Regions from separate parts of the Homo sapiens genome. Here region 2 is linked to region 1. A link is a loop called in an ENCODE intact Hi-C map of the cell type or tissue named here. Cell type or tissue: heart right ventricle. All regions are shown on one strand. Each heading gives the region's core, and the rest is flanking DNA. Links, peaks and the distances in the headings are about the cores only. Region 1 overlaps RSPH14 (radial spoke head 14 homolog). Region 2 has its middle 90 kb from the start of IGLL5.

Region 1 (8,000 bases), core at 1-8,000:
CCAAGGCAGCCCAAGTGAGCCTGGCAGCAGAGCCGAGGGCAGCCCCACCAAAGCCACGGAGCCAGCCCTGCTGGCATCCAGAGGCCAGGGTGGGCCTGCCCTCCCATGGCCCCGAGCTCTGCCCCCACCCTTTAGGATTGCACCCTGCCTTGTTAAGGGATCAGCTGCTGCTCCTCTCAGGTCTTTTTGGGAGTCCTGAATCTGAAGTGAGCCTGGGAGAAAGGGAGTCAGACAGGAGAGGGGTGGGTGCTGAGCCAAGTGAGGGTCTCAAGACCAAGGGGACCCCAGAGCATGGGTACCCAGGGCCTACACTTGGGAGGCCTGTGGCTGGGCCAGGAGGATGAACCAGTGTGGAGTTGAGAGCCATGGAGTGGCAGAGAATGGGTGCCAGGAGCTGAGGTGTTCAAGCTGGAACAGAGCCCTCCGTGCAGGCAGGGCCGAGCCTGTCTCCCTCAGCATCTCAGATGCTCACAGAACCACGGGGGCAGCAGGGTTCAGTGTTAAAGGCCAGGCTAGAGGAATGGAAACAGCTGCCCCAGCCCTGGAAGCTGTGGGAGTGGTGGTTGCCCTGCAAGAGAAGGCTCAGAGCATAGGCAGGCCTTCTGCTGGGAGGCAGGACCCAGCAGTTGAGCAGGTACCAGCCCCCCACCTCTCAGTTCCTGAGGCTGGCCGTCAGCACCATGTGCCCTGTGCTGTCCCCGCAGACTGGCTCCAGGGACAGACAGGAGCTCACTGAGTCATTAACCCTCAATCCAATTCTCCAATCTGTCAAGGTAGCATTGAGGTTTGCGGGAGGAAGAGGGAAGCACTAACCAGATTGGACTGTAAGTGACCCTGGTCATCCAGCTCTGTCCCCAGACACCTCCCCATTTCCTGAGGCTAGTAGCAGTGGGAGGATGACCAGGCCTGAGGGGTGGTTCGGGCTGTCTGGTGCTTTCCTTGGGGCAAGGGTAGTGGGCCAGGCAAAGGGGCCTAGGCAAGCCAGGTAACCCCTCTGAGCACCACTTTCCACATCTAGAATGGAAATGTTTTGAGCCTCGTGAGCCCAGGAGCCTCTCACAGTCACTTCTCGGAGGTGAACAGAACTGGAGGGCATCACGGCAGCCCCCACACAAGAGGAAGTCCAGACTGACGAGGCCACAGGGTGACAAGAGCGAGCCACGTTCTGGGGCCCTCCCACCAGGAGGCCCACCCCACCCATGGTGCTCCAGCCAGGAACAGGTCACCAGAGGTCCTCCCCTCTCCCCTGCCCACTGCCCTGTCTCTCAGGGCACAGCAAGGCAGGTCCTTAAAGAGACAGAGGGAGAGCAGGGTACCCTCGCTACCAGAGACCCTCTCCCACCACCTGAGCAGATGGGCAGTAGACAGTGTTTGGCCAACCAGGCTGTGTGCCCCTGTGGGCACCTGCCCCAGCTCAAGGGTCAGCAGCTTCACCTGCCACTGGTCTGCTGTGGTGTGAGACTCTGAGGGTGAGGGTGTCCACCCTGGTTGTCATAGAAACAGCAGTGCGTCTGCAGAGAGTTCATGCCAAGCTCAGCAGAGGGAGGAAGCAGCTGGCCTGGGAGGCAGCTGTTGTCATTGACTCCTGAGAGCTCAGTGTTGGGAAGGACCCAAGGGCCCACCACACTCTGAGGCTGGCGAGCACACGGGGCAACTCAGGCCTCCCTGCCCACCATCTTTCTTTGGGCAGCTGCACCATGTTGTCTGTCCTCTTGTCCACTTGGGGTCAGCGACGATTCCATCTAGGTGCTGGGTGAACCAAGCACAGGGGTGCTGCCTCAGAGCCACTTCGAATGAGGGGGTAGGATAGCACTGGGATTCCAGCAGGCGATCATCATTTGCTGGGGGGCCTGCGCGCCTTCCCTGTGAGCGTGAGCAGGAATGACTCATGCCTCCTCCACCTGCTCTCACACTGAGCCTCTGCCGGGGAGTGGCCTCACTGTCTGCCTGGTTTTTGTCTGTCTGCCCCTTTGTCTCCCAGTCCCATTACCTGTCATGCATCCTAAGCTCCTGAGGACAGAGAAGGTGGAGAGTAGCAGAGCCAGAGAGGCTCTCCTGTGACGTGGCTGGCTCTGTACCGAGCAGGGGGTGCGGCCACAAATCTCCAAGCCCAGGCCAGGGGAGAGAGGCAAGCGCACTGGACTCGGTTCCGCCTAGTGGCAAAGAGGCCCAGAAAAGTCTCAAGTGCTTGGGACAGGGCCCCATCTGCATGTGATGTGTTGGGGCCTCTGGAAACGGAGATGCCAAGGCAGTCTTCTCTGAGGTCAGTGGTGATGCCAGAGAGGTGAGGCTCAGGCCATTGCCAGCTGCACCAGAGACACCAAAGCACTCCAGGGTCCCCCAAGGTCACTTTAGTAGAACCCAGTGACCATCTTGGACAAACAGCTTATTTTACTGAGGCAGGAGCTGCGGCCCAGAGCAGAAGTGACATGCCCAGGGTCTCACTGCAGTTTGGTGGGAGAATTAGGTTTCAGAACACAAGACAGCCAGTACCTCCCAGGCCCCTTCCTCAGGGAGCCAGCAGGGTCGTGGGCAAGCGGCCAGGCTCCACAGGGCAAGCCCCTTTGGACTTAACCCTGTTTGTGACAGCCCTGGTCCCTGACAGTCCTCAGATCCCGGTGGCAGTGGGCAGTGGGCTGTCTGAAACCAAGGTGCTCCTTATTTCCAAACCAGAGGTGTCTGATCACAGAGTGTGTCACTAGGAGCATGTTCTGAGAAGCCAGGGAGCCTGGTGCCCAGGTTCCCATCCTTAGACCAGTCCTCTGTCCCTTGCAGCCTTAGTCTCATCCACAGCAAGACTGGAGCCTTGGGGGTAACCAGGAAAGGACAGGCACTGCCCCTGGCATTCATGCAGGGACCAGGAGGGCCAGAACACAGGCACCCTCAGCCTCCTGTCTTCACCCCGCAGCCCAAAGGAGGGCTGCCTGACCTCCGGGCCTCACTTCTCTCCCAGCACCAAGAAAGAGGTTCCCAGCTGCATTTCTGGTTTCTGAGGGGCCCTTCTGCTTCCCCAGCTGCCACAGCCCCAGGCCCTGCCTGGGGGTCTCTGGAGGAAGCAGAAGAGGCATCCTTCGGCCCCGCCCCAAGCACACCAGGCTCTAGGGCCCAGTGCTCACCAGGCCGTTTGCTCTTTGCCTCCCAAGACCGTGGGAGGTCCAGGGACCTGGTCAGTGGCAATGCCTTCCACCAGGTACATGGTTGAAGAGGTGCGGGGAGCATGCCAGGGTGCAGCCAGGAGGCCAGATGACCACAACCAGGGGTATGACAGCCCTGGACACAGCAGGTCTGTGGCCACGGCAGGAGGGCGAGATGGACACTTAGCAGGAGGCTGGGCTGAGCTCCTGGTGGAGTCAGGGTGGGACTGTGGCAGGGAGACCCCCTTCTCCAGCAAGGACAGGGCCACTTCCTGAGAAATGGAGCATCGGACAAACACCAGCGGGGTGGGAATGGCAAGTGCTCAAGGTAAGCACGATGCAGCTGCGACCTGTAGACTGGCTGCAATGGGGAGCCTGGCCAGGAGAAGCCAGAGACGGACACCAAGGTCAGATCCTGAAGCACAGAAGACCCTCAGTGGGGATAGGGACCTGGCTGCAGGGAGCAAGGTGGCCAGTGTGGACCCATCAGGAAGGCAGGGGCCTGGTCTGGGGACCCCACAGCTCCAGCTGGGCAGAGCTACCCCATGCTGTGCTGTGCCATGGAATACCAGCCAAGAGACCAGGAGCAGGGAGCGTTCTGATAGGAACATCCAGCTTTCAGGTCTGACGTGGCCCATTTTACCAGAAGAAGGGGACCTGCTCTGAGCATAGCAGCCCCCTCTGCCTGGAACCTCACAGGGCTCACCTCCAGGCTAGCACCCTGCCCCTGCGGCTGACCCTGGCCAGGAAGACACATGTTAGACAGCTGGCTGGACTTGGTGCCTGCTGTGGCTGCAACTCCCCTGGGAAGACAGCTGAGTGTTCTGACGTTGGCTAAACTGCATCTTTACAACAGCTGGGGCCCCAGCGCCACCTGGCCCTGTGCCCAGGCAAGGCCCTGCTGGTCCCAGCATCCTTCTCTCCCACAGATCTTACCCCGGCTCCCACCCCAGCACTCTGGCCAGCACCGCCTCCCTGTTTCATAGTCCCATCAACCCCTCACACACTGGCTCCCAGCTGCTGCCACCACCTTGAGCTGTCTCGGATAGCCTCCTGCCCATACCCCTTTGGCCTGAGGGTAGATGTAGGCCAAGAGCTTGCACCTACAAGCTTCCCCAAAAGGGAAGTGAACTCAGGAATTCCTGATGAGGATTCCAGGACTGGCTGGGGAAGCACGGGGTTGCAAGCGAATAAGCTATTTCCTTTGCGACTGATACCATCCTTGGAGTGGATTTCCTCTGGTGCCTTCCCTGTTCCACAGCTGCAGAGGCATCTAGCACAGGGGGCCAACACCACAGGCCCCTCCACTCGGTACACCTGCCAGGACCTCGGCGCATCATCAGATGGTGGGGCCCACTCGCCCTCTCCCCACTAGAGAAGTCTGGGAATGCCTGTGTCCCAGACCCCCTCGGCAGCACTCAGGATGGCCCAGGCAGGTTGCAGAGGCTCCTGCCCACCAGGCCTGTCACACAGAGCTCTGGGAAATGGAGATGGGCAGTCAGTGCCAGCCAAGGGCAGGCACCCGCTACCGATGGAGGCATGTTGGTCACTGTGTCAGCAGTGCCCCATGTCCCTCCAGCCACACCCTGCCCAGCAGACAGGCAGCCCCACCAAGGTGTCCCCAAGCTTCCACCACAAAGGGAGGCCCAGAGGGGTGAGAGGCTTGGCCGGTACTTTGTGAAAGGTGACAGCATGAAGCTCATCTCTGTATGAAACCTCTGCCTCGGCCCCTCAGTCAGGGTGCTGCCCTCAGAGCCTGGTACTCGGTGGCCCTGGTCAGGCCTGGTGGCTCAGCTGCAGGCTGGGTGGCCGCAGGGCTGGCCTGTCCATGGTGAATGGAGCGCATTCATGTCTACAACCCCGCCCCACAGCTCTGCTCTCGGCGTGAAAAAGCTGAATTCACGGTTCGGATGAACACTCCCAGCTTTTCTACAGTGGGCTGACTTGAGCTTCTCAGTCTGTAACAGAACTGAGGACTTGCTCTACAGATGAGGAAACTGAGGCCCAGGGTGGGACAGACCGGCCCCGGCCCCACCCTTCCCAGCAATGCGGCTGCATCCCCATGCCTCTGTGCCTCTGCCAGCCCCTCCTGCAATGCCTTCCCTTCCCCTCAGCCCCCAGAGGTCCAGTCAAAACGTCCTGCTCTTGTATTACCCCTCGCCCCCTGCATTCCTGTGGTGTGTCACCTGTCAGAGTTGTAGCTGGCCAGCACTATCTGCAGCAGTGCCAGCTGCTCACAGTCACTTGTGCCTGGGTGTGGGGACTAAGCTGTCCATGTGTATCCCACATCAGCCCTCAGCCCCCTCACGAGGGAAGTATGCTTACATATTCTGTGTGTGTGTGGTTATTTTTTTGGAGGGGGGACAGGTTCAGAACAGCTGGCAGAGCAGGAGGTTGGGCCTGCATTGGCCACTCCGCAGCTGCCACACCGGCTCCAGCATTCCCTCCTGCCTGTCCTCACCCACCTTGTTGAGAGCAAGGCTGTCTGCTTGCCTCCATCCCTCACACAAGAGCACCTGGAGAGCCTCTGCCCAGGGAGGTGAGGAAAGGGAGAGGGCAGTGGGGACTGCCATGAAGGCATCTCAGAAGCTGGCAGGGCTGGGGGTTCCAGGTCATCTGTGTCCCAGGGATGATGCTGGTTCCAGGAAGAGCTGAAACCTTAATGTCACGTGCATTTTATGTGAGGTTTGAGGCCCCTAGTTGGGCCAGCTGGCCTTGCTCTGTGCTGTGGCCACAGCAAACTGCATGGGGTCCTGTGGAGTAAGGGACCTAGTGGAGAGTGAGTGGACAGGGAGACCAGATGGGTCAGTACAGAGCCTTCCCCAGCCATGTGGCCATATCACACTGGCATCACCCACCTATTCCCCAATACAACACAGTCCGGGGGCCCCTCACCTGGCTGAGGTATGTGACAAGGCTCTGAGCTGATGGTGTACGTTCAGCCTGAGTAGGTGTTTGCATGTGGTTGCCCCCAAACCAGTGTGATTTGGGGCTGCATGGATCCAGAGTAGGGAGGTGACGGTCCCACCATCTCTGGGGTGTGTGCAAGGGTCAGGGTTTGGGAAGGGGTTGGACAAGACCAGTGTCCCTGAGGACTGCCTACCTGCTGGGAGCTGACATGGGAATCTGGGAGTGCGTCTGGCCTCCTGGAGGGGGTCTCGGGTTGCCCAGAGGGGAGCGAGGAGGAGGCCCAGAACATACCCCTTCCTAGAACAGGAAGGTGGGGTGACCCTGCAGGGTGGCCTCCCACACCTCAGTGATGCCTCGGTGACCCCTAAGGCAGAAGATGCGTGAAGCAGGCATGAGGCCCTGAGCACTGCTGGCCACCCCTGCAAATGGAGGGGCCCCACCTGAAGTTGGGGGCCGGGGCTCATGTTTGAGCCATTTTGACTGGGTCTTTTTCAGTTTATTTTCTAAACCTCAGTTTATTTGAAGCACAGTACATGATTGCTCACTTCAGGAAATTCTGTTCAAGTTTTCCTAGCAGAGTTACTCATTCCTTCATCTGTGCAAGGGGAGGGTGGTGGTCATAATCACCACCCTGATCCCCCTACCCCCTGGGCCCTGTGTGAAGATGACAAGGCAGTGCGGTTGGCTGAGGGCCTGGGCCAGGCCAAGCACACCAGGAAGGTGCCGCGCATGTGCCAGATGGGCCCTGAGGCCGCTGGGGTCCCACAGCAAACAACAAAACAGTCAAACAGGTGCCAGCCTCTGTCATGTGCTCACCACGTGCCCAGGACCACGTCTGTGTGTGCGTTTGCCTGGGTAAGCCTTGCTTCGTGAAGCTGCCATGACCTCCGTCTCCTCACTGAGGGGCACAGGGCAACAGGCTGCCAGGTGAGGGGCTGAGGGGCCTTCTGGGGGCCACTGGCCTACTCGAGGCACAGTGAGTTGTGGGAACGAGGAGTAACTTGGAGGTGGAGCTGCGGGTGCAGAGGGAAAAAGACACCTGGGTCATGAAGGGCTGGCCTGTCCGCCTGAGGGGCCCAGAAGTGCAGTGAGGGGATGACGTGGCTACGCGCCTGTGACAGGGCACCTGAGGACATTTGCAGTGCAGGAGGGAGAGCGCTTCAGAGCAGGCCAGTGTCCCTCCCACCCGGCCCAGTCCCTGGTCCCTGGGTAGTCACTGAGCTACCTCATGCAGGACCATGGTCTTAGCAGGACACCTGTGGTGGCCTGTGAGGCAGGGACAGGAAGGATGCCCCACTCTGGGCTCCTCAGGGAGCTGCAACTACAGTGCAGGATGGGCTGTGATACTCAGCACTGTGGATGTCTGTCAAGGCAGGGTGTAATGGACTGGAGGTCAGAACGTGTGAGGCCCTGGATGAGCCTCTCACCTCCCCACCCCCAGCCCAGGCGCTTGTCCCACACAGCTGCCTTGGATGTCATTAGCTGGAAAGCCGTGAGTGCCTGATGGGGAAGGAGTGGGGTGTGGGGAGGTGTTTAGGCTGTGACAAAGGGATGCTAACTCCAAAAACAGGCCCCCAGTCCAGAGGCCTCTTAAAATGCAAATATGCCGCACCTGGGAGGGGGACAGGCCCCTGGCTGAGATGAGGAAGCCTGGAGGATGCCTCTGTTCCCTCTCCCACCGCAGGCCCATGAGCTCTCAGACCAGCAGGAGGCTGATGCTGGAATATGCGCGCACCTGCTGGGGGATCTGTGCGCCTCAGCTCCAAAGTACAGGAGCTAGACTCCAGTGTCCATGTCAGGTCCCATCCAGCTGGGATGCAGGAAACCAAAGGCAGCCCTCCCATGACCCAGCACTGAGGGCCAGACCTGTTACCAGGAACGTTGGTAACTGGAAGAGCCTGGTACTTGGGGCTGTTCTGTGCCCCACAAACAGAGGGACCGGCTGTAAGGAGACTG
Region 2 (15,951 bases), core at 4,382-12,381, 130 kb before region 1:
CATGGAAACTGAACAATCTGCTCCTGAATGACTGCTGGGTAAATAACAAAATGAAGGCAGAAATAAAGATGTTCTTGGAAACCAATGAGAACAAAGACACAATGTACCAGAATCTCTGGGACACATTTAAAGCAGTGTGTAGAGGGAAATTTATAGCACTAAATGCCCACAAGAGAAAGCAGGAAAGATCTAAAATCAACACCCTAACATCACAATTAAAAGAACTAGAGAAGCAAGAGCAAACAAATTCAAAAGCTAGCAGAAGGCAAGAAATAACTAAGAGCAGAACTGAAGGAGATAGAGACACAAAAACCCTTCAAAAAATCAATGAGTCCAGGAGCTGGTTTTTTGAAAAGATCAACAAAATAGACCACTAGCAAGACTGATAAAGAAGAAAAGAGAGAAGGATCAGATAGATGTAATAAAAAAGATAAAGGGGATATGACCACCGATCCCACAGTAATACAAACTAACATCAGAGAATACATAAACACCTGTAGGCAAATAAACTAGAAAATCTAGATGAAGTGGATAAATTCCTAGACATATACACCCTCCCAAGAGTAAACCAGGAAGAAGTTGAATCTCTGAATAGACCAATAACAGGCTCTGAAATTGAGGCAGTAATTAATAGCCTACCAACCAAAAAAAGTCCAGGACCAGATGGATTCACAGCCAACTTCTACCAAAGGTACAAAGAAGAGCTGGTACCATTCCTTCTGAAACTATTTCAATCAATAGAAAAAGAGGGAATCCTCCCTAACTCATTTTATGAGGCCAGCATCATCCTGATACCAAAGCCTGGCAGAGACACAACAAAAAAACAGAATTTTAGGCTAATATCCCTGATGAACATTGATGCAAAAATCCTCAATAAAATACTGGCAAACTGAATCCAGCAGCACATCAAAATCTTCTCCACCACGATCAAATTGGCTTCCTCACTGGGATGCAAGCCTGGTTCAACGTATGCAAATCAATAAACATAATCCATCACATAAACAGAGCCAACGACAAAAATCACATGATTATCTCAATAGATGCAGAAAAGGCCTTCGACAAAACTCAACAGCGCTTCATGCTAAAAACTCTCAACAAACTAGGTACTGATGGGACGTATCTCAAAATAATAAGAGCTATTTATGACAAACCCACAGCCAATACCATACTGAATGGCCAAAAACTGGAAGCATTCCCTTTGAAAACTGGCACAAAACAAGGATGCCCTCTCTCACCCTCATATTCAACTTAGTGTTGGAAGTTCTGGCTAGGGCAATCAGGCAAGAGAAAGAAATAAAGGGTATTCAATTAGGAAAAGAGGAAGTCAAATTGTCTCTGCAGATGACATGATTGTATATTTAGAAAACCCCATCATCTCAGCCTAAAATCTCCTTAAGCTGATAAGCAACTTCAGCAAAGTTTCAGGATACAAAATCAATGTGCAAAAATCACAAGCATTCCTATACACCAATAATAGAGAGCCAAATCATGAGTGAACGCCCATTCACAATTACTACAAAGAGAATAAAATACCTAGGAATCCAACCCACAAGGGATATGCAGGACCTCTTCAAGGAGAACTACAAACCACTGCTCAATGAAATAAAAGAGGACACAAAAAAATAGAAAAACATTCCATGCTCATGGATAGGAAGAATCAATATCGTGAAAATGGCCATACTGCCCAAGGTAATTTATAGATTCAGTGCTATCCCCATCAAGCTACCACTGACTTTCTTCACAGAATTAGAAAAAACTATTTTAAAGTTCATATGGAACCAAAACAGAGCCTGCATATCCAAGACAATCCTAAGCAAAAAGAACAAAGCTGGAGGCATCACACTACCTGACTTCAAACTATATAAGGCTACGGTAACCAAAACAGCATGGTACTGGTACCAAAACAGATACATAGACCTATAGAACAGAACAGAGGCCTCAGAAATAATACCACACATCTACAACCATCTGATTTTGATAAACCTGACAAAAACAAGAAAGGGGGAAAGGATTCCCTATTTTTTAAAATGGTGCTGGGAAAACTGGCTAGCCATACGTAGAAAGCTGAAACTGGATCCCTTCCTTCTACCATATACAAATATTAACTCAAGATGGATTAAAGACTTAAATGTAAGACCTAACACCATAAAAACCCTAGAAGGAAACCTAGGCAATGCCATTCAGGACATAGGCACGGGCAAGGACTTCATGACTAAAACACCAAAAGCAATTGCAACAAAAGCCAAAATAGACAAATGGGATCTAATTAAACTAAAGAGCTTCTGCACAGCAGATGAAACTATCATCAGAGTGAACAGGCAACCTACAGAATGGGAGAAAATTTTTGCAATCTATCCATCTGACAAAGGGCTAATATCCAGAATCTACAAAGAACTTAAACAAATTTACAAGAAAAAAACAAACAACCCATCAAACAGTGGGCAAAGGATATGAACAGACACTTTTCAAAAGAAGACATTTATGCAGCCAATAGACATGCAAAAATGCTCATCATCACTGGTCATCAGAGAAGTGCAAATCAAAACCAAAATGAGATACCATCTCACACCAGTTAGAATGGCAATCATTAAAAAGTCAGAAAACAACAGATGCTGGAGAAGATGTGGAGAAATAGGAACACTTTTACACTGTTGGTGGGAGTGTAAATTAGTTCAACCATTGTGGGTCTTAAGAAAGTGTGGCTATTTCTCAAGGATCTAGAACTAGAAATACCATTTGACCCAGTGATCCCATTACTGGGTATACACCCAAAGGATTATAAATCATGCTACAATAAAGACACATGCACACGTATGTTTATTGCGGCACTATTGACAATAGCAAAGACTTGGAACCAACCCACCAATGATAGACCGGATTAAGAAAATGTGGCACATATACATCATGGAATACTATGCAGCCATAAAAAAGGATAAGTTCATGTCTTTTGCAGGGACATGGATGAAGCTGGAAACCATCATTCCAAGAAAACTATCACAATGACAGAAAACCAAAACCAAACACCACATATTCTCACTCATAGGTGGGAGTTGAACAATGAGAACACATGGACACAGGGTGGGAAACATCACACACCAGGGCCTGTTGGGGATGGGGTGCTGGGGGAGGGATAGCATTAGGAGAAATACCTAAGGTAAATGACGAGTTAATGGGTGCAGCAAAACAACATGACACATGTATACCTATGTAACAAACCTGCACGCTGTGCACATGTACCCTAGAACTTAAAGTATAATAAAAACATTTTAAAAATCATCCATATAACCAAAAACCACTTATACCCCTAAAGCTATTGAAATCTGGAAAAAAAAAAAAAAAAAGATGTCCCTTAACCACACTATCCAGGGCCAGATACAGCCTATGTTCCACTGGAAGGTCAAGTGAGTATGAAAGTTTAGGTTGCTGTCACTTATGTCCCCTAAGCTGAGCTATTAACCATTAGAGGCCTCTGCCTGGCCTGCATCACCAAGCAGGAGTGGCTGGTGACAATGCCACCAAAACAATGCCACTAATTGCTAACCAATGGTGGAGTTTTTATTTTGGGTGGCCCCTACTCAGCTGAAGACTGCATGCCCATGTGACCTTACTTTGGGGTGTTTATTGGGTCACGGCTTCTTACAGTGGGACATGTGGCCCTTTGAAGTACAATCTTTGGGCAATCTCGAGGGCTTATGCATCACTGCGCTTCTAGTGGGCAGCTGCAGCAATGGAGCTGTGGACTCCTTTCTTTTAAGAGACTTTTGTATCAGAAGAGAAAATACAGGCCCTTTATTCCAAATGTAAAGGGACTCCTTTATATCTGAGATTTTTATCCAGATCATTCACATAATTTTTAAAAATTGTCCTCAGTTATTAGAAGCATCATTCTGGGTGGCCTGGGCAGGGGCTCTGAAGATTGAGCACCTGTTTGGGGATCTTTCCCTTAGTGCTGTTATTGAATTAGGAAGCCCACACAAAACTTTGTCTTGGTCACACTTTGGGTCTATGTCTGGCCAAAGGCAAAGGATGAATGAGCCATCTGGTCACTTCCAGAGGACACTTGCTGCTCCTTCCTTTCTGGAAGTCATAAAACATGCATGCAGATCCAGAAAGCTCTGATTCCTTTCCTTTTTTAGATTATCTTTCCCCTGGTTCTTTTTAAGAATCATACATTGTTTAAAAAAAAAAAGAATCATATATTGTTAACTACAAAAGTTTTGCATGCTCATTGTAAGAACTGAAAAATGCATAAAACCTTAAAGAATAAGTTACTATTCTTCCCCCATCCATTCCTATCTTTCTGAAGTAACCAGAAGCTGTGTATCTTTCCTCCCCTTCCTTTTGTCTTGTCTTTCTCTCTCTTCTTTTTTTTTTTACAGAGTCTTTTCTCTCTTGCCCAGGCTGGAGTGTAGTGTGCAATAACATGATTTCGGCTCACTGCAGCCTTGAATTCCTGGGCTCAGGTGATCCTCCCATGTCAGCTCCCCCAAGTAGTTGGGACTACTGGTGCATGTCATAACGTCTGGCTAATACTTGTTTAATTTTTTGTAGAAACAGGTATTACCACGTTACCCAGTTTAGTCTCAAACTCCTGGACTCAAGTGATTTTCCTGCCTTAGCTCCCCTAAAATTCTGGATTACAGGCATGAGCTTCCTCCCCTTTCTCAGTGCTTATGCAAACATACGAACGCATATGTAGAATTTTTGCATTGTCTTCACAAAAAGTAGGATTATATCAAACACATTACTCTGCAGCTTGATTTTTAACTTAATATATTAGAGTCCTAAGGTACAATAGATACAATACAATAGATACAGACCTAGCTCATGTTTTAATCAGCTACATAGTTGTCATACAAACGTGTACTATTCAGCTCTTCCCTATTAATTGACACTTAGATTGTTGCCAGGTTTGTTTGTTTACTGTGTTGGTGCTTTTCATTTGTGTGGTGTGGATTCCCAAAATTGAACTTGCAGAGTCAGAAGGACATGTTTACATTTTAATAGCTATCGCTAAATGGCAATCCCCAAAGGTTGTTGACATCTGCATTTCACACTGGCAGCATATGAGCATGCCCTTTTCCCCAAGCTCTCCCCAGCCTTGACAGCTGCTTGTTTAATTTGTGCATGTGCCAATCTGATGGGAAAGCAGTGATGTCTCGTAGCTTTCATTTGCTCTTCCCAAATGCTATTGATACAGGAGTTAAGAAGAAATCACTTACCCAGATAGTAAGGGTATGGAACTCCTTGGTAAGGCTTTTCTCATTAATAAAAAGCAGCCCCAAATTATTTTCTTACAAAGAACAGCCTGTAAATTCAAGCTGCAGCCACAGATAAGCAAGATGGGAGCTTGCACAGGTGAATACTGGCAGGAACTAGGGACTAGACATGTTCAAGACGACAGCTCCATATTCCCTTCACTTTGTCAGCCACGTGAACAGTAAAGAGCAGACAAGATGGCACCGGGCAACTGGTAAGCTCAGTTGCATAAGATTACTTATTATGCAATGCTATGTAAACATCATACCTGATTGAACCAATCTGTGAGCCTTATGTAAATCAGACACCACCTTCTCCAGCGTACTTATAAAATCTGCTGCGGTCCACTATCTCCCGCTTTTCAGACATCTCTCTCTCACAAGGAGCTTCTCTTCTCTCTCCTTTCTCCTATTAAACTCTCCACTCCTTAACCTACCCACATGTGTCCATGTCCTCGATTCTTTCTTGGTGTGAGACAACAAAACCCAGGGTATACACCCCAGAAAATGTAGCCATTTCAGTTGGGGGTTCTCATCTGGGATTGGGATCAGAACAGAAGGTAGAATCATTGGAGTGGTAAGTATGGAGTGAACCTCAAAATCTGTCCTTTCATTCTGAGGCTCTCAGCCTGCATTTTAAAATCAAATTAAATCAATAACATGTATACATCAGCCATTTAAAAATATGATTATCATGGCTACCCTTCTTAAAGACTCGGATGTCAGGCTTACTGGGGAGAATATGGAAAATCCCCCAATACTCACAGGTCATTGGGTTCATTGGCCATGCTTTGAACAAGCTTCCTTTCATGGAGAACCTAACTATCATGTGAGGCCAGAAGTCCTGGAGCAACTAAAAGTTTCCAACCAGGGCACACCCTGGTGTTATTCAAAGGTTTCTGGACTAACCCAGCTTCTGACAGCCCATCTGGGTGTTAGTAAAGGATCCGCAGCTATCTTGTTGCAGAATTTTCCTCCTTTTCCTATCTATAGTCGCTATGTCTCTATCCTCTCTGTGTGCTCAGTGTGTGGAAAGTTTTACAGTTCAGGGAAGTAATCATGTTTGACAAGATCAGGGAATGTCGTACTAACCAGGGATATAGCTCAAGGGAAGGCAACTCTGTGATTTTCTATGAACAGAGGGTCCCCCCACACACAGTGAGCATCTCTCTCTGCCCTTGGTCTGGAGAGCACATGGCATTTCCAGGTCTCTCTCTGCCCTTGGTCTGGAGAGCACATGGCATGTCAAAGTCACTCTGCCCTTGGTCTGGACAGTATATGGCCTTTCAAGGTCCACTGTGCCACCTAGTGGAATAGGGATCCTCTCCACGAGGCACTTTGTCCGTCCTTCACCGAAACAGCCTCACTTTCCAATTCTCTCCCCTTTTTATGCCTCTCTACTAGAAACCAGGCTTCATGCTACTTCTGTAAATGGGAAAAATCTGCTGTCAACAATTAGGAGTAAAATATCCTCCAAAACCGAATTTTAGTCTCGGTACTGTCCCATCAGCAGCAAAAATGGCCATTTGGTCCTTATGTTCTCTTAAGGCACCTATTCTATCTCCAATTAGTATGGCTTCCAGTCTCACTTATCTGCGGCCACCTCCAACCATGCCACCAGCTCTTCCACCTCCACCATCTCCAAAATTTCCCACTCCCCCACCTTCACTCTTACCCCTACAGGAAATGCCCAATGGAGGTGATGCCACTAGGGTTCAAGTTCCCTTCTCATTGCAGGACCTTAGACAGGTAAAGGGAGACTTAGGCCAATTTTCTAATGACCCTGATAGGTATATAGAAGCTTTCCAAAATTTAACTCAGGTACTTGACTTCTCACGGAGGGATGTTATGCTGCTGCTAAGGCAAACCCTAACTGTGGCTGAAAAACAGGTAACTCTGCAGGTGGCAGAGAATTTTGGAGATGAGCAATATGTCTCCTATAACAGGCAAAAATGAAAAAGAGAAAATAGGGAAAGTGAAGAAATAGGGAAAACACCATTGTCAATAGGAAGGAAAGCAATACTTCTTGACAAGTCTAATTGGAACCCCAGAATTTTCTGTGGTATTTGACCTTCTTTCACAGTTTAAAATGGCTTCTATCTTCTTTTATAATGTTCTTCCAACCTGGGAAAAGTCAATTTTCCAAACCTTAAAATGATTGGCTTAGAGTTGAGCTAAGGGGAAGAGAACCCAGAAGCCTGACATGCTAGCAGAGTAAAAATTTCTTACCAGTCAGACTTTTGGCTCCTCTCTCCCTGTGCAAACCAGTAAAAGGGATAATAAGGATCATTGTTTATATTCTCTGTAAAGTTTTAACTAATGAAAAAGGATTTGTGAGTTTGGTCTTAAGCTGTAGCCAATCTGGTGTGCTTTGTGTGTTTTTCTGTATGGTTCTGTCAAAAGAAAGGGTACTTTAGGTTAGGTTACAGACACAGGAAACCAAAAGCCTGCTGTTCAAGCAAGCCAAACAAAATAATCAGTAACAAACTTGGTTACAGGCCACCATCTTGTTTCATGTCCTTGGGAACATGACCTGTAACCACATGGCAGTACTTTGTTTTAGTCTCTGCCATTTTACAATGGTGGCTGTCTTCTTGTGCTAAGTCAATTCCTGGGTGAGGGCCACAAAATCAGATAAGCCAGTTTGTCAATCTGGGTAGTGCCAGCTGATCCATCTAGGGTAATGTTTATAAAATATCTTAAGCACTGATCTTGAGAGCAGTTAAGGAAGGGTCAAAAATCTTGTAGCTTCCAGCTGTATGACTCCTGAGCCATGGTTTCCAGTCTTGTGGCTAGTTTTTTGGTCTGGTCCCCAAACAAGAGGGAAGTATATCTTAGGAAAGGACTGTTATCATCTTTGTTTTGGACTACAAACAGTGAACCAGGCCCCTCCCAAAGTTGGTTCAGCCTACACCCAGGGATGGGCAAGGACAGCTTGGGGGCTGGAAACAAAATGAAGTTGGTTGGGTCAGATCTCTTCTACTGTCTCAGTAACAATTTTTTAAACACAGTTTCAAAAGCGCTTATCACCCCCTTAAAAATACTTTGTACACTCGCGGTTAAGTCATAACCTAATTAAGGCTTGTTGGCTTCAACTGTGAGGTTAATTTTTGTAAAGTTCAAAAACCAAAAATTTTAACTCCTTGGCATGGCTAAAGTTGAGTAACAAAAGAATTAAAAGAATTTTCTTAAAGAACACTCAGTTTAATTAAAAGTGGATATTCAAGTTATAGGTATATTTAAAAGACCTTTATATTTTTCTCTTCTTAAATTTTTCTGGGAAAAGGGTTTTTTTCTCCATCAACTGAATTATTTTTCTCCATTCTTTGTCTTGACACTTTTAACACATGCACAAGAGGCCCTAAGATAACTTCTGGTAACATGGGATTCCTTGGGAAAAACAGAGACCACAGACTCCATTTTGGGGGGGAAAACCCTCTGTTTTCCTCATAAAACCCCAGGAATTAAAAGCAGATAGTTCCCTCTCAAAATCAAAGGCTCTGTACTATTTTGCATTGTGTTATCTGACAGTTTTAAGTTTGAGGGGCATCAAATTACTGCACATTACAGAGACCTTTGGTGTCTAATAACCAGGTAAGGAAAACACTTTAAGGGATGGCTAATAGTAGTTATAAATCAGAGAAGCATGTTATTGGCCACCTGAAAGATATGGAAATATCCCCACCCCCCACTGAGAGATGAGGCTCCTGTGGGAAATGGGCTGATTACAAAATAAGCCAATTGTCTTTGGGTTGCCTTGCAATGAAATGCATAGTAGAGGCACTGCACACTGTCTTCTCCCATAGAATCTCCCTCCTTTTGGGGATCCAAGATCCAGAATAAAATGGCACCCTTAATTTTGAGGATCTGCCTTTGCCTTCAGCTGTGCTTGCTTATTTTGCCCTAGAAATGCATGCCTTCCTGGCACTGTTCCTCCAAGGGCTCCACCCTGAAGCAAGTAATCCAATTAAGAAATTGGCAAATACAAAAATCGTACAAGTGTTGAATCTTCTGTTTGTGGTCGCTATAAATGTGTTGTGTGTAATGTCTATAAAAAGAGCTCTAATTGATTGGCTTAAAGAAAAATAGGCACTTAAGTCAAATATTTTTTAGTTCATATGACTTTAATCTTTAAGAAACAAAAATAGTCTTAAGGGTTATTGGTAAAATGCAAGTGTCATCAAAATTCAAATAGGTGGTCTAAATCATACAACTTAGATACTAGGTTTGCTAAATGTTCCAAGGTTGTATTACTGGTTGCTTTACAGATAGGTAAGGCCTTGGACACGTAGAGTTAGATACTAGAAAGAGTCAAACCTTATCTGTACTTCTATCTGGGTCCTAGGTTCCACACCTGGTAAATAATTACAATCACTTACTAACCAGGTTTTTCACCAATGTAAAAATTGCTAAGAGTTAACAGCGCAACATGTATTTGAGATGACTAAACAGTTTTATCTGCAAAGTGTATAAAAACAGTAAAGTATGTCTTTTAGTAAAAGATTACAAGAAAGCATAGAAATGTAAATTTTGCCTAGGGATAAGGGATTATCTTAAATTTGATATGATAAAGGTAAAGGTTTAAGTAAGTTGTGGAAGATTGTAAAAATTAATCTTGCAAAAAATGTGTAAACATTAACTAAATTCAAAATGGTATCTTATAGTCTTTTCACAGATTGAACATTGAAATAAAAGCACAGCAAAGCTGTCTTAAGACAATCATCTTCCCTTTAGCAAAAGGGGTTATAAAAGGTTTCTATAGATTTCACCTCATGGTTACATTGGTTAAGATTAGATGGAATTGTCTATGAGGTTTCATTAGAAATTGGGGTTTAACATTAATAAACTAATGCAAGGGAAGATTTTGGCTTTGAACAGGATTTCCATGCAGTAGTAAAGGCTAATGAAAGGTTTTTGCTTTTTGAGTCATCATTTTGGCAAAATAAGTAATTTACGGTAATGTGGAATTCTATTTTGTAACATCAAGTGTTTTAAACCTCTAACACTTAACAGGCATTCCAAAATCAAACTTCAAGTTTCAAAATTGTCTTTCCTGATGCCTGGCATTCTGGATGGTTCAGAGGGCCCCTGAAACATTCAGAAAAGAGGTGTACAGGATTGTTTGACCTGTTTAGTCACATGAAATTGCCAAATGATGTCCAATTCTCTTTAAGTTATATTTTGGTGAATACTAATATATGTTCCAAAATTGTATGGGATTTCTAAAATTCTACCTTCTGAGTATATGCTATCAATCATAATTAATGGTAAAGTTATTGTAAACCATGGAGATAACTGAACTTCATCAGTCATGTTTTTAACTGTAACTACCCTGGAAATTTTGTCATTCACGGACAATTGTTGTCTTGCTTTGTTCCTTCTCAAAAGATGGTTTATAATCAAGCTATATTAAGGACTTTAACACATGTTCTCGAATGCAGGTTTTTAATAGCTTTGAAGATTGTAACATTGGAATAGAGAAAGAACATACAAGGCTCATGAAAAACTGAAATGTTTACAAATGTCAAGCAAAACAAGAGTTAACTAAATGGCCTGCCCTCAGAAAGTTAAAGCAATGTTTTTGACTTTTGCTTGGAATATTCCTGATCCTTGTTTTGTTTTTCAGAGTCAAGGAAGCTTGTTTTGAACTATTTGTGGCCTTTATTAATTGAGTAAGGTATGCTGCTGTGAACAAAATTTGGAAGATGTTTGTTTCTGTCTAGTTCCTCTAGAATGTGGAAACTATCTGTGAGTATTCTTAACATATGGCAATATAGTTGTTTAGATCAATGCAATACAAATCCATTTTTTTTTTGCAACAGGACACAATTGGAAAAACTGGCTATTTTATCAAGGCTTTGACTGGACAGGTATGCTTCCCTTTAAGGAGTCAATCTTGACCTGCAGAGCCAATAAAAGCCCCTTGGGGAAGACTGGCCTCATACCTTGTCTACACAGTCCATGTACAGGGTTTCTGACCTGTGGTCAGTAAAGAATGTCACTTTCTAACAGGTCCAGGAGCTCACAGGTATTTGAGGAGATGAACCCATGGCTGGGCTCAGCTCTAAGGGATCCTATTTAAGATTCCTTGTGGAATAGAGTTCCATCAAAGTCAATCCAAAAGGCCCATGTAGAGATAAGCATTGTTGCTGCACTTTATGCAAATGATCAGGCCAAATATAAGACTGAAGTTTATTCTACAAACAACACAGTCCTATAACCATTTGTGAAGTGAGAACTGGAGAGAAAAAGATTACGCTCCAAAGCTTACCAACATTTGTCATTAAATCCTAGTCTTACAGCCGGGCATGGTGGCGGGCGCCTGTAGTCCCAGGTACTCAGGAAGCTGAGGCAGGAGAATAGCGTGAACCCAGGAGGCAGAGCTTGCAGTGAGACAAGATCGCGCCACTGCACTCCAGCCTGGGTGACAGAGTGAGACCCTGTCTCAAAAAAAAAAAAAAAAAAAAAAAAAAAAAAAAAAAAAAAAAACAAGAAATGATCTTGTATGGTAAATACTTGTCTCAAAGAGAATGCTTGGTTGTTTAAAACATGGATGTTAAGGACAAGTCACTAGCTTCAAGCATGTTGTAGATGGATCATGGAAGTAATGAAAGGATTAAAAGGATGATAAATACTTGTCCTTAAATGAAGAGTTGGTTGTTTAAAAAGAAGGGTCTTTAGGACAAGTCAGAAAGTTTAAGCATGTCTTAGATGGTCTGTGGAAGTCATGAGGGGATTAATAATTGCAGGAAAGATTTAGCCAAAGTTAACACTGAAGTTACTGTAGCCACCCAAATTCAATGCCACTTATTCTAAAAAAGAACGTTACTTTTATATTAATGTTTCAGCAGCATCTGGTGGAAGGAAACCAGTATCACAACCCATTGGAATGACTGACAGCAATCAAACTCCAAATGGTGCTGCAGATCAAGCCACACATGGACACATCTTTCTTCCAAGGACCCTTAGATCAACCCAGGAGGAGTCCTAGCTGCTGTTACCCACATGATGGCCCCTTTCAGCAGGAAGTAGCCAGAAAGAGTCATCATCCAATTTCCCCAACAGCAATTAGGGTTAACACTCCAGAGCGGGGAGTGATACAGGAGGTAAGAAGAAATCACTAAGGCAGATAGAGCAGACAGTATGACACTGATCAACCAGAAAACCTATTTGCATAATAAGATCAGGGTGAGACAACCAGGCTTCCCTGCATGCTATGTGAATGTCATACCTGACTGAACCATTCTGTGAGCCCTATGTAAATCAGACACCACCTTCTCCAGCCTGCCTATAAAACCTGCTGTGGTTGGCCACCTCCCCCTTTTTGGATGTCTCTCTCTTGCAAGGAGCTGCTCTCCTCTCTCTTTTATTAAACTTTCCGCTCCTTAACCCACTCAGACATGTTCATATCCTGAATTCTTTCTCAGTGAGAGACAACAAACCCCAGGGTATATAACCCAAACAATGTAGCCATTTCACTATGAGGTTGAGCATCTTCTCATGAGTTTCTCTGTTGTTTCTCGTCTTCTGTGAATAGCCAGTTTATTTGGCCATTTTTGAATTGGGTTGTTTGACTTTACTTTTGTCAACCTGTCATTTCACTAATGATTTTTCCAAAGTACCAGTTGTCTAGACCAGTGTTCCTCAATCTCAGCACTACTGACATTTGGGGCCAAATAATTCCTTGTTGTGAGGCATCTGTCCTCACAAGCATGCTTAGAAGTATCCCTGGCCCCTACTCAGTTGTGACAACCAAACATGTTCCGGAGATTGCCATATGTCCCCTCAGGGGATGGTGGAAAATCACCATTGGTCTAGACTCTGCTGTTGGTGGCTTTTTCTTATTTGAATTTTTGTTCACTTTTAAATGTCAGCATTCTCTTTTCCTGTCTACCTTCTAGATTTCCTAGCTTGCTTAGGAATGTTTTTCTCTCTTCAAGACTATACAAATATTATTCTAAATGTTCTAACATTTTTATGTTTTTTAATGTTTGCATTTCTAGAATATCTAGAATTCACCTTTTTGTATGATGAGATAGGAAAAGTCTAGCTTTATTTTATTCCAGTTATTGAGCAAATCAGTCTTTTCCCACTGAATTGAAATGTCCACATTTGCACAGATGAAAACTCCTTTCTGAAAGCATGTGTAAGCTTCTGCCTGCTGGGCCCCCCACAGGAAACCGAGAAGCCTTGATCTTTGTTGCTGGTGCCCTGGCTCTTACAGGAGATTAAGGTAGGGGAAACATACACTTTTTGTTTGTTTCTCTTTATCAATTTTGGCCCAGAGATCTTTGAGAAAGTATTAAATATATCTTCCGCTCCCCAACCCAAGTCTGGCTATTGTGACTGTTGTATTATTCCAGAAAGGGAACAGGGAGGAAGAAAGAATCAGAGACATGTGGTTAAAGTCATCTTCTTTCTGGAATCTCTTCGTCTGGCTTGTTTTTTGTTGTTTTGTTTTTTAGTGAAAAGAGGGTGACTTTCTTCATCTGAGAACATTTTATAAATTTCTTTCAAAGTTCTAATACCCTTCTACCTACCTACCATTGATACCTTCTATAAGAAAGGTCAACTATACACATAGTAGGCCCTCAAATACTTACTGAATGAATGAAGTAAGATTAACTTAATGTGATTCAGGTGTTCTGGTTTAAGCCTCTCTGATGTGAAGAAACTGCCTGTAAAATGCAGATACTGCTGGTGGCAGTAATAAGTTCACTTGTTGCATGGAAAGTATTTCTACCAACAAGTTGTCATCCTTAGGTCATGCTAGGCCCAGGTAATTAGGGAAATCTCTAATATTGCCTTTTGGCCTACCTGGTCTGGGGATCAGGGCTGGGGACCCTGAGTAGAGAGCACTTGGGTTAATTAGAAGGACACTATAGCAACAGCAATGTGACTGTCCTTTTGGAAGCAGCAAGGCATCTATTAAGCTTTGCCAGTCCTGATTGATGCATACATTCACTAAACCACTTCTCTCCCTGACCCTGCTGGAAACCATGGTACTGCTTAACTATTTGGGTACGGGGGGGAGAGGCAATCTTATTTTCACATGAGGAGAAATGATTTAGTCTTGCAGTTTCATAGCTGGAAGGGACTGTAGTCTCCACGGGCCCTCCTCTAACTTAGGGGGTAGCAGGTTCCATTCCTAAAAAGAAGGGAGGAATGGACTTGGGAACAACTGAAGGTCGTCGATTTGAGAGATCTGTGTCTTTGGAGCAGTCTGGTATCTTGTATTCCACTGTGACTTTTTGGTTTTGTTTTTAGGCTGTAATGATGAGCAATCATGGAACCATAGGAAACTTCTTCCTGGCTGGCCAAAATCTATCATGGTTGCCAGTGAGCAGGCCTTGCATCCACTTTGGAAGGTATGTGTAAGCTTGTCTGTTACTTTGATTTAGACGTCTAATCCCCAAAATAATGTGAAGTTGCTAAATCAAGAATGTTATTTAATTAGTAGTTTCCTTAACTTTCAAGTAGTTTACCTAAATGTGTGCATTCAACTCCAGTTTAGTTCAGTAATTATATAATAGGTGCCCAGTGTGGACAAGGCTGTGTTGTAGGTTCCACAACATAGATAGGAAATAGCCCTGTCTTCTGTAAGCACACAACCCAGAATGAGAATTAGACACATATTTAACTAATTACAGTAATTACATCGCTGGACAATATGTCTAATAGGAGGTGCGTGGGCCAGGGATGGGTGAAAAGGAACCAAGGGCTTGCTGGGTGGAGGGAGTACGTATTGCAAGATAGGCAGGATCTTACTGAAGTGGGGTTATTTGAGCAGGATGTGGAGATGAAATCAGTGTTTGCCAGGTAGATTAAGTGAGAGGGCATTCAGGGCAGAGAGAACAGCATATGCCAAAGAACGGAGGTGTGGAACAGCATGAGGCAGGCTGAGAGGGCTAGAAACATTTTTTGTTGTGTGTTTAACTTATTGATTATGCAAAGTTATTCTGTCCAAGAATGACTCAAAAACCCCATGGCAGTGGAGGCAGCTGCCCGCACTGTATCTATGATGTGGGTGGTGGTGGGGGTGCCCTAGGGAGGAGGAGGATGTGAGGACCCATGCCAAGTTTGAGCCAGGACTGCTTTATAACTTACTATGTAAAAATATGTATGCATTTCCCACATAGGAGTGTAAGGAATATTTAGAGAATTGTGTGAGAACCAGGCCTTTGTTGAATAATTTATTGAATGTCCTCAGTTTCTCACATTGGGGTAACACTTGATAGAGAGAAGTCTTGCCTCAGGAGGAGAAAAGTACCTTATTCCAAGGCAAGAAATAAGTGCAATCATTAACTCTGCTGAATCAAACAACCTAAAAGAAATAGCCTTGCCTTGGTTATCTTGGAGACTGGGGGAAATCTTTTTTCCTGGTGTTAACTCTCTGAATGATGTTTTGGTTTTCTTCCTTTGTAACCTCAACTTAGAGAGATTGACACGGCAAAAAGATGTTTGTAATGGGCCTCCTACCTTCATTTCTTTTTTGGCAGAGGAGTCTAGCGATGCATTTCTATTCCTAGGCTGTGAGGCTCCCCAGTCTTTTGTCTGAGCCACTCTTTGGCCTTAAAGTTGTATTTTCTGTATCCAGAAAAGAGGAAATCTGCTACCTGTGTGACCTTGTATAACTGCGACAGCTGTAAGGATTTTCAGAAGTCCTGAACATGCTTTAACCTCCCAATGTTTA

What was found. Peaks named below come from ENCODE experiments on the same cell type or tissue, not always from the same donor. Only the 100,000 strongest peaks of a DNase experiment are listed, where the experiment ranks them.
Region 2: it touches region 1 in a loop (3-fold over the local background); 25 of 110 quality-filtered maps call a loop at or near these places.

What each region holds. Positions count from the first base shown.
Region 1 is chr22:23,109,230-23,117,229 of GRCh38, forward strand. The region is part of intron 4 of RSPH14 (radial spoke head 14 homolog); the gene reads right to left. The region is part of intron 2 of GNAZ (G protein subunit alpha z); the gene reads left to right. Among named protein-coding and RNA genes, the nearest start is that of RSPH14, 29 kb to the right of the region's middle. RefSeq lists enhancers at 3,555-4,458, 7,297-8,000. In heart right ventricle, for the core only: no CTCF peak of the experiment used is centred there; no DNase peak of the experiment used is centred there; H3K27me3 peaks cover 533 bases.
Region 2 is chr22:22,969,887-22,985,837 of GRCh38, forward strand. No RefSeq gene overlaps it. Among named protein-coding and RNA genes, the nearest start is that of IGLL5, 90 kb to the left of the region's middle. In heart right ventricle, for the core only: no CTCF peak of the experiment used is centred there; no DNase peak of the experiment used is centred there.